2 separate regions of the Mus musculus genome follow, and region 1 is linked to region 2. A link is a loop called in an ENCODE intact Hi-C map of the cell type or tissue named here. Cell type or tissue: gastrocnemius. All regions are shown on one strand. Links, peaks and the distances in the headings refer to the core of each region. The heading gives the core; the rest is flanking DNA.

Region 1 (4,362 bases), core at 1,148-3,647, 60 kb before region 2:
GGCTGGAGGGAAGGGCCACTGATGATCAATAAAAATCTAAGATGCTTAAATATCCCCTATATACCTTCGTACACTTAAAAATGTCTCCTTTCCCTTTCTATCAGGCTTAGGTGGGAAATACTAAAACACTTGTATAAGGCCCAAAGGTTAAAGAATTTAAAAAGGGACAACAGAAACATTACTGGATAAGGAAAGAAGCAGACAGAGTAAGGAGCAAGTGGGGTGGCCAGGACAGAGAAGCAGACCATTCAGGGAACAGCCCTACTATCTTCTAATTAGAAACCACTGACAGAATTGTTATCCACGGTCTAAAAGAAACACAGTCTCAGCTCACAGATAACTAAAAGAAAATATCAGCTACCAATCTTCTTAAACATGTTAAAATGCTAAACATATGAAGCCATAGTCTGGACTGTAAAAACTTTGCCTAGCAACAGGCAGGTACCTAAAAGCACAGAGCACGGGAGAGGCGTACATTGGGAAACTACTGAAGGCTCATTAGTAGCCCTGGAGGTTCATTTCCAGAATCAGGGTTGACCACAAAGCCCCACTACCACATGCTTGGTCTAAGAAGCAGAAATTTCACTTCTCTGGCTGTGAAATGTCCTCAACCTGAATAAAGACTCACATCAACCCAGCCTGAGGTAAGGCACTCAGGATGTGACAATATTTATTGAAAAGGTCACAACGCCATGCACACAGGCACACAGTAACAGAGACCACAGATCACTTTGGTCCCTCATGGTGCTGAAACCCATGAATATCCACCTTGATTCAAAGTCACATATACATACACTCCCCTCAGGGAGTTCCTTTGGAAAGCATGCATCATGATTTTGAAAGCAATAGAGACCTCTGAGATGTGACAGTGAGATTGTTCCGGAAGTTAAAGCTGGCACCGAGCTCTCCTAGCACATGGCAGGGCATCCTGTGCCAGCACCCCTGGGAGCTAAGTGCAGGTGGCCCTGCTTTACCATACTCAGCAGAGCACAGTCAACAGACACTATTTCATGAGCTAATTTGAAATAACTCTGAAAATAACTCTATGAAAGAAAAATTAAAATTTACTACAGGTCTAAAGTAAAATGTTAGTTAACAAAGTAACATTTATTTTACTTTTAAAAAAAAAAGCAGAAAAATTTTTGTTTGAACAGACAGTACCTAGTTTTTGAAGTATGGAAACCTGATGTATAACTACAGAGTGTTTACCTTGTAATCTGAGGTTAGATAGTTATGGTCTAAACACCAGGGAAACGGCCTACCTTTCATAATATATTCATTTTCTGAAGAGCCAGGAAGTGTGAGAGCTTTGAAAAGGTTTGTTAGCAGAATCTCAACAAACGGTGCGATTTCTGCAGCTGTAAAACTATAGACGAGAAAACAGCTTTCAGTCACTACGAACTCTCAGCCTTTCACTGTGGAGTGCCCTGGGCAAACACTACATCACACTTCTTGGCACAAAATGAGCCATCTCTCACCACTGACAATTGTGGGCACATCTAGGAAGTAACTGCTTACATGCGCTCATGTTCAGTTCCTAATGACACAACGGGGTCAAGCATAACTGAACAAACACACCAGTGAGCTCAGTGGCCTCTTGCTCCTGTCTACAACCACAGAGAACAGCGCCCACAATCAGAAGGGTTTCAGCCACCTTCTTTTCTTGAAGGTACAGCAAATGACCTCTGCATTCACACCTGGGCCTGAAGGCGCCTCTCAGGATGTCCTTTCATCCTGTGTGGCCACTGAGAGCGTTTGTGCTCAAGGCTGGGTGAAGATCAGAGCCCAAGACTGTGTTCCATGTCTTACCTAGCACTTGGTGTCAAGACTTAACACTGAAAAACGGTCTGACAGTCATGCAGAACCCTCCTGTGCATTTCATCTGGCATCAGACACAAGAGCTACTTTCCTGACACCCAAAGAATGAGTTATTCAACTGAAGTGTATCTCAGAGCTGAGAACAAGAGAGCTATGCGCAGCAGCAGTTGGGAGACACTGCAGACACATGCGGCCACACAGTGTCTGACGAAGCCCTTTGCTTTACTCTCAATAAATACTCAAGTCTCCATGTTTCCCTCTCTCCTGACTGCTGACAAGACTTCAAATAAAGCTAGCAGGCTTGTCATTATATGAGGCCTCCTGACATACATTTGTTTGTTTTCAACAACCTCACAATTGTTATTTTACTCTGCTCTAATTCATTAATAGAATGACTCTATTTAGTGAATTGCCTTACATCCTTTTGGAAAGAGAAGTTAAATGAATAAAAATTACACATATAAGTTTTTCTAAATACTAATGACATTAGGAAAACACCCTGAGACATCTCACACCAGTAAGGTATACCCCTCTGCCTTAAGCTAAAAAGTACAGGAAACACTCAGAAATCAAATACTTACAGAGTGGTATTGTTTGACCCTCTCATAGTGAACAGCCTTTCGAGAGCATGTGCGGCATAAGTGTGGACGACAATACTCTCAGCCTCCAGGTGACTGATCAAGAGGGGAATAGAGACTAGGAGGTGCTCTTTTGGTACCTGAAAAACATTACCATATCTTCTAAATCCAATGTTACTTTTTAGAAAAAGAAATGGAAAACCACTGCGTTGACATTAATAACCAGGCCCACAGCTCCCCCCTGCTGTGCTGTGACAGGCTGTATTGTTGATAGAGTGAGGTCTGCACGGCTGTGTTCCCAAGCACGGTTTATTAGGAAGTATTTACTCATGTGTATGAGTGTGTGCTCTGTGCATTCAGGGCCTGCGGTCAGATCCTCTGGAGCTGGAGTAGAGACAGGTATGAGCCCCTTCTCTAGCCATTAACTCCACTGTCGCCCCCCATTCTTTTCTGAACTCCTGGCATGATGAAGGCAGAATCTTAAAACAAGTAAGCACACCAAAATATTGAAAAACAGCTTTCTACAATTTTAAGAACCATACTTTAAAATAATTCAAAGTTATTTTACATATGGTAGTTCAAATTGTGTTTGAGCACGTGGAGGAGAGCTCACACCTTGCAGGAGGCACCGCTCTTCTATGTGGATTTTCAAAACTGAATTCTGGTTCCCAGCCTTGGCCACAGATGCCTTTACCAGCTGAGTCATCCTGCTGGAGCCACACTGGAAGTATTTAACTAGGTTATCGCCAAGGGTGTGAATACCCAGAGAGGGACTGGAAAGACGGCTCGGAGGTTAAGACACTGATCTTTCGGAGGACCCAGGTCCAATCTCCAGCAAACACATGGTGGCTCACAACCATCTGTAACACCAGTACCAGGGAATCTGATGCCCCCTGATGACAGGCAAGGGCACCAGGCACACATGTGGACTACATGTGCATTGTAAGCAAAACTCTCACACACATAACAAACTTAAAACATCCTTGTACTTCCAAGTTAGGATAAATTAAGGAAGTAAGTATAAATAGAACATCACTAATGTTACATTAAGAGGAGTATAGCGGTGCATATTTTTAATTCCTGGAAGGAGTATCTGAAATGTTAGGCCGACCTGGTCTCATAGTGAGTCCCAAGCCAGTCTAGGCAAACTGTAGGACACTGTTGTGAAGACAATGCAAAGCCCAAATCAAAAGAAAGAATTATCCTACAGTGATTTATTTCCTTTTCAATTTTCCCCCAGAAGAACCAGTAACACTTCATTGGTGATAACCCTGGGGCCATTTGGTGGTCTAGTCTAAGTTGCGGTTTTCCTTTGAGACAGGACATCCTCAAGTGGCCTTGCTTACGGAGGCCACCCTGCTTTTGCCTCTCAGACTCCCGAATCCCGGGAGTACATGTATAGGCAGCCATAGCCGGCTGCAGACAGTGGTCTTTAAATTTCCACCTTTCACAGGGGCTAGCCAGGTCTAGGCAGGAAATGTAGAAGATGAATCTGGAACATCTTATCATTTGAGAAAAACTAGCAATGACTTTAGACTCTATATAAAGTAGACACAGAAGCAATATGCCAGAGGCCTGTTAGCCAAAAATAGGCAGCTAAACCATCCTAAAGCCTGTATGAGTAAGATAACTACAAGAATGTTTTCTATAGAAACTGACAACTATATTATCTCCTGACAACATTGTAGCAATGTTAAAATACAGTAAAAATCATGAGGTGTGTATTTTGTAAGTAAACCTAAGAATATGCAAAATATTAAAATGTTATAAAAAGAAGAGATGATGGTGAGCTTTTCTTTTTTTCTTTTTTTTTTTTTGGTTTTTCGAGACAGGGTTTCTCTGTGTAGCTCTGGCTGTCCTGAACTCACTCTGTAGACCAGGCTGGCCTTGAACTCAGAAATCCACCTGCCTCTGCCTCCCAAGTGCTGGGATTAAAGGCGTGCACCACCACGCCCGGCGACCATGC
Region 2 (4,362 bases), core at 1,014-3,513:
GCCAGGCTGCACAGAGAAGGAGGAAAGAAGGAGTCACTTTTCAAAAAGATCTTAACTGAATTTAACTTTGCCCTAGGCCAAAATGGATCCAGGTCTGAGGGATACATGGTTTTTATCTGGTATACACTAACATGAACACATAACCACTAAATAAGATGTCACTGATGTAGCTGGTGATAGTAACTCCAAAAGTACTTTAAAAAATAGTTTACTATAAAAAAATTACAAACACATAAAACTTGAAAGAAGGGAGTTGAGGGAATAGCTCATGGACACACGGATGTACACACGGATGGACAGACACAGGCTGGGAGGAAAGGAGGGAGGGAGAAACGGAGGGGAATTAAAAAAAAAACAAACTTTAAAGCACAAAAGTGCATCTCACCCTTTAAAACAAAAACAACAAAATCCACCTTTAAACTGTGCTTATAAATCAACCTGGGAAGGGACTGGTGGACTGAATTGTACACAGTGACCCTTGGCATTGCATTTATACTTTTATGACAGAAAATTAATTCCTCATAAAGACTGTGTACGAGGAAACACTGCCCCTCCCTCACTTAATGAATACCTTGTTTCACGCACCACTGCAGCTGCGCAAACACATCAGAGAGAAGCACTTCATGCAAAGCTTCGTAGAACTGGGTGAATACGTCACAAATAGCGTACAGTGCATGATTGCACGTGGTCGTCATCCACTCTGATTTCTGAAAGGAAAAAAAATGAATCTTCAAAACCAACATCTCTAGGGTAAGATGGCTGCTCTTGCAAGCCTGGCTGTCACTCACATAAGTATCGACATCTCAAACCTGACTGCTTCTGCTTGCTCAGAACTACTCTCTCCACCGTCAGATCCTACAGAAACAGTCAGGCGGGTGAGGAAATGTTTGCAGAAGAAAATGTCCACCCCTGTAACATTCAGACTCTGAAAACTGCATGGTGTGATAGGCTTCACTGTGGACTCACAAATATTAAACTGTCCCTTAAAATAATATGGGAAAATAAAGACAACTGCATACGGGCTAAAGAGATGGCTCAGCAGTCGAGGGCACTTGCTAGGCAATCACGAGAGCTGGAGTTCAGATTTCACAGCCTTGGAACAAGCTTACCGTCCCAGGCACCCATTGCCCCATGTGTGGGAAGGGCTGAGGGAATATGGCGCCGCTGGGGTTTGCCAAGAGGAGACAATGAGAGCCTCACATTCACCAGGAGAGCTTGACTCAAAGTAATAGTGGACTATGAAAGAGGCGGTCACCCAGCACCTTATCCTGCCCCCCCCCACACTCTTTCAAAAAATGACGGCATAAAAGTACCAGAGAAATATAAAAATGATTACACAATGACAGAAAAGAAAAGTGTCACGAATAGGGTTCTCAAAATAAAAGCCAGAAGGAAATGAAACTGAAGACCTGGTAACATAGCGTAAATAAAGACCAGCACAGGTGCTGGCCTACAGAGCCCCACCCCTGACCAAGAAGCCATCTGCAGCTGACAGTTGCCAGGAAAGGGAAATCCACTTTCCGCAATGGAGCGATACAGAGTGAGGAGTTACACTGTGTGTGTGTGTGTGTGTGTGTGTGTGTGTGTGTGTGTGTGTGTGTGTGTGTGTTTTTTAAGACAATGAGAAAGAACAAAGTTGGGTATGCGGGAAGAATGTGGGAACAGTTGGAGGAGGGGAAAACACAACCAAAATATACTGTGTGAGGAAAGTTTTAAGCTGGACGTTGGTGGTGCACATCTTTAATACCAGCATCTGGGAGGCAGAAGCAGGCGGATTTTTGAGAGTTTGAGGCTAGCCTGATCTATATATGGAGTCCAGAACAGCCAGAAAAAACTAAATAAAAAGAAAATAAAGATACCAATGAAAAAGTAAGACTACAAAGTGACCTTCGGGTCCACCCAGGCTGGAGGATGACACTGCCTCAAAAACAAAACACACAAGTGAAAAACCAACCAAACCCAGCCCCTCAACAAACAGAAGAGGAAGCAACTGGGAAAAGCTGATGACACAGGACAAAAAGCCAGGTCCAAAAAGCCAGGTCCCAATAGGAAGATGTGGTGATCAGTGGTGGCAGCCAGCCAGCCAGCCAGCAGAGCCTCTGCCCGTGCAGAGCACCGAGGTAAATGAAAGCAAAGGCTGGATAGTGTGGGGAAAGGGGAAGGCCCACAGTGCCCTGCAGACATGCAAGCCATGGTGTGTGGACATGAATGCAGAAGTTAGGCCTCCCGGATTCCTGTCCTCAATTACAAGGGAATTTAGGAACGCTCACTTCAGAGCGTCGCCCAGCGAGCATGAGGACTGAGTCCAATCCCCAGACCCCTAGAATCTGTGTAGAAAGCTATGCGGGGGCTGGGCATTGCAGAAACAAACCCTAGAGCTGGAGCACACGTGCGGACCACATGCTTCCTGCATGCTAGACAAGCATTTTTCTGAAATGAATATTTATCTATCTATTTATGATGAGGAAAAAATTACTCTAACATTAAAGAACAGGACAAATGTCTACACTAGGACTTCAACTGTATAAACTGTTTAAGTAGGAAAAGACAACATAGTGGTAGCCTCAGTTTCTATGTGATAGAGGTGTGAACTCTGTGTATCCGGAATATTTCATCTAGTGCATGTTATTTTTATGCTGGTATGAGGGGGAAATGATGTTCCTGAAATAATACATTAATAAAGGGCCAGTCAGGTAGTGATGGCACACACTCGTAATTTCAGCACTCAGGAGGCAGAGGCAGGTGGATAGCTATGACTGTGAGGCCAGCCTGGTTTACAAACTAAGTTCTAGGTCAGCCAGGGCTACACAAATAAACTCTGTCATAAAAAGACAAAAAAGAAAAAGAAAAGAAGACAGCTGTGCTTGTCTTGTCTGTGCATCTCTGCCATTGCTCTCGATCCTGCAAGACCAGGTCAGAGCGTGGCACACACAAGAAGAGCAGCCATGAGCCTGCAGAGCTGGCAGGCAGTGTCCAGGTCCAGGAGGGCAAACCATGAGGAACTTCCTCTCCCTTTTCCCAGAAAGGGATCTCCCAGAACTAGCTGACACTGGTCTAAGATGGTCAGTGCTTCTGTCCACTTGTAGAAGCATCTTAAATAGTTGTTAAGTTGTTAAACCCCTGTTATCTGGCAAGACAACCCCAAGGAGGAGGCCGGCCATGGGCCCATTACATCTACTCACAGGCCACACTGTAGACATCACCCACCTCTGACTGTTGCTCAGGGAGTTTCATGTTGTCAAAAATTCGAAACACGATTCTGAACAGGTCCTGCCACCAGTGCTTTGCAAAGGTGTGGCCATAGCTCTTCATAATCTCAAACATGACCGTGAGTCCCCTGGGGGAAAAATAAAGGAGAGCAGGGAGAAGGTGAGGAAGAAATGGCCAAACTGAGATGGAGGCAAGGGTCAGGGAGGGGAGGTGTGAACCTGGGGTGGGGTAAGAAGCGACTCATTTTAACATTGATGTCCAGCTGCCTTGGGGATCCAGTTACCTTGTGCGTACATCTAACTTGCATCTGTTAATGATGCAGGAGAGTTCAAACAGGATGGGAAACCAGCCTCTGACCCAGACCCTGTCACCAGGAGCCACATTCATATCATCACTTGTGTACTCTTGCAGCACCTGAAATGAAAATCATGTCTCAGATGTAGTGTAAGCAAGCAGGAGGGGTCAGAAAAGCAGCCACACAAAGACTGAGGCTCTAGACAATCTTTTCCCAAACTCTCTTCCGAAGTCTAGAAGGGGAAATCCCAGAGACCGAGGGAGACATTCCCCTGCCCACTGAAGGTGTCATTCCCATGAGCCTACAGACCAGAGGGAGGCAGCTCACAAGAGCACTGGGGCAGAGAGTGAATGTTACATTAAGAAACATGCTAAGGGGCTGGAGAGATGGCTCAGCTGTTAAGAGCACTGACTGCTCTTCCAGAGGCCCTGAGTTCAATTCCCAGCAACCACATGGTGGCTCACAACCATCTGTAATGGGATCCGATGCCCTCTTCTGGGGTGTCTGAAGACAGCTACAGTGTACTCATATACATAAAATAAATTAGTAAGTAAATCTTAAAAAGAAAAAGGAAAGATGCTAATGATCAACGGCTGCTAAGTACCCAGAATTCCTTGTGTTTCCAGAAATCACTGCGACATAGTACTCAATAGCAGCTACTACTAGTTACAAAGAGCTTGCTATGTGCCCATTTTACTGACAAGCTGCCTGGCTCACAGGCACTGACACCTAAGTGGTTGTCCATTATGTAGCCCGGCTGGGAGGATTTCCACAGCCTGGTGCAAACCTCCACATCAACTAGGATGTCTGTGTTCCCATCATTTCAATGCTTTGGAACCAACCCTTAATTGTTCCCA

What was found. Peaks named below come from ENCODE experiments on the same cell type or tissue, not always from the same donor. Only the 100,000 strongest peaks of a DNase experiment are listed, where the experiment ranks them.
Region 1: it touches region 2 in a loop (2.4-fold over the local background); 3 of 42 quality-filtered maps call a loop at or near these places.

Annotation. Positions count from the first base shown.
Region 1 is chr2:166,932,927-166,937,288 of GRCm38, reverse strand. It overlaps Cse1l (chromosome segregation 1-like (S. cerevisiae)), which reads right to left. Exons shown (of 25, transcript NM_023565.3): 15 at 2,400-2,536; 16 at 1,263-1,366. Among named protein-coding and RNA genes, the nearest start is that of Gm31204, 28 kb to the right of the region's middle. In gastrocnemius, for the core only: no CTCF peak of the experiment used is centred there; a DNase peak (open chromatin) is centred at 2,656.
Region 2 is chr2:166,872,838-166,877,199 of GRCm38, reverse strand. Arfgef2 (ADP-ribosylation factor guanine nucleotide-exchange factor 2 (brefeldin A-inhibited)) reads right to left here. Exons shown (of 39, transcript NM_001085495.2): 29 at 3,494-3,624; 30 at 3,208-3,337; 31 at 572-707. Among named protein-coding and RNA genes, the nearest start is that of Cse1l, 31 kb to the left of the region's middle. In gastrocnemius, for the core only: no CTCF peak of the experiment used is centred there; DNase peaks (open chromatin) are centred at 1,180, 1,495 and 2,072.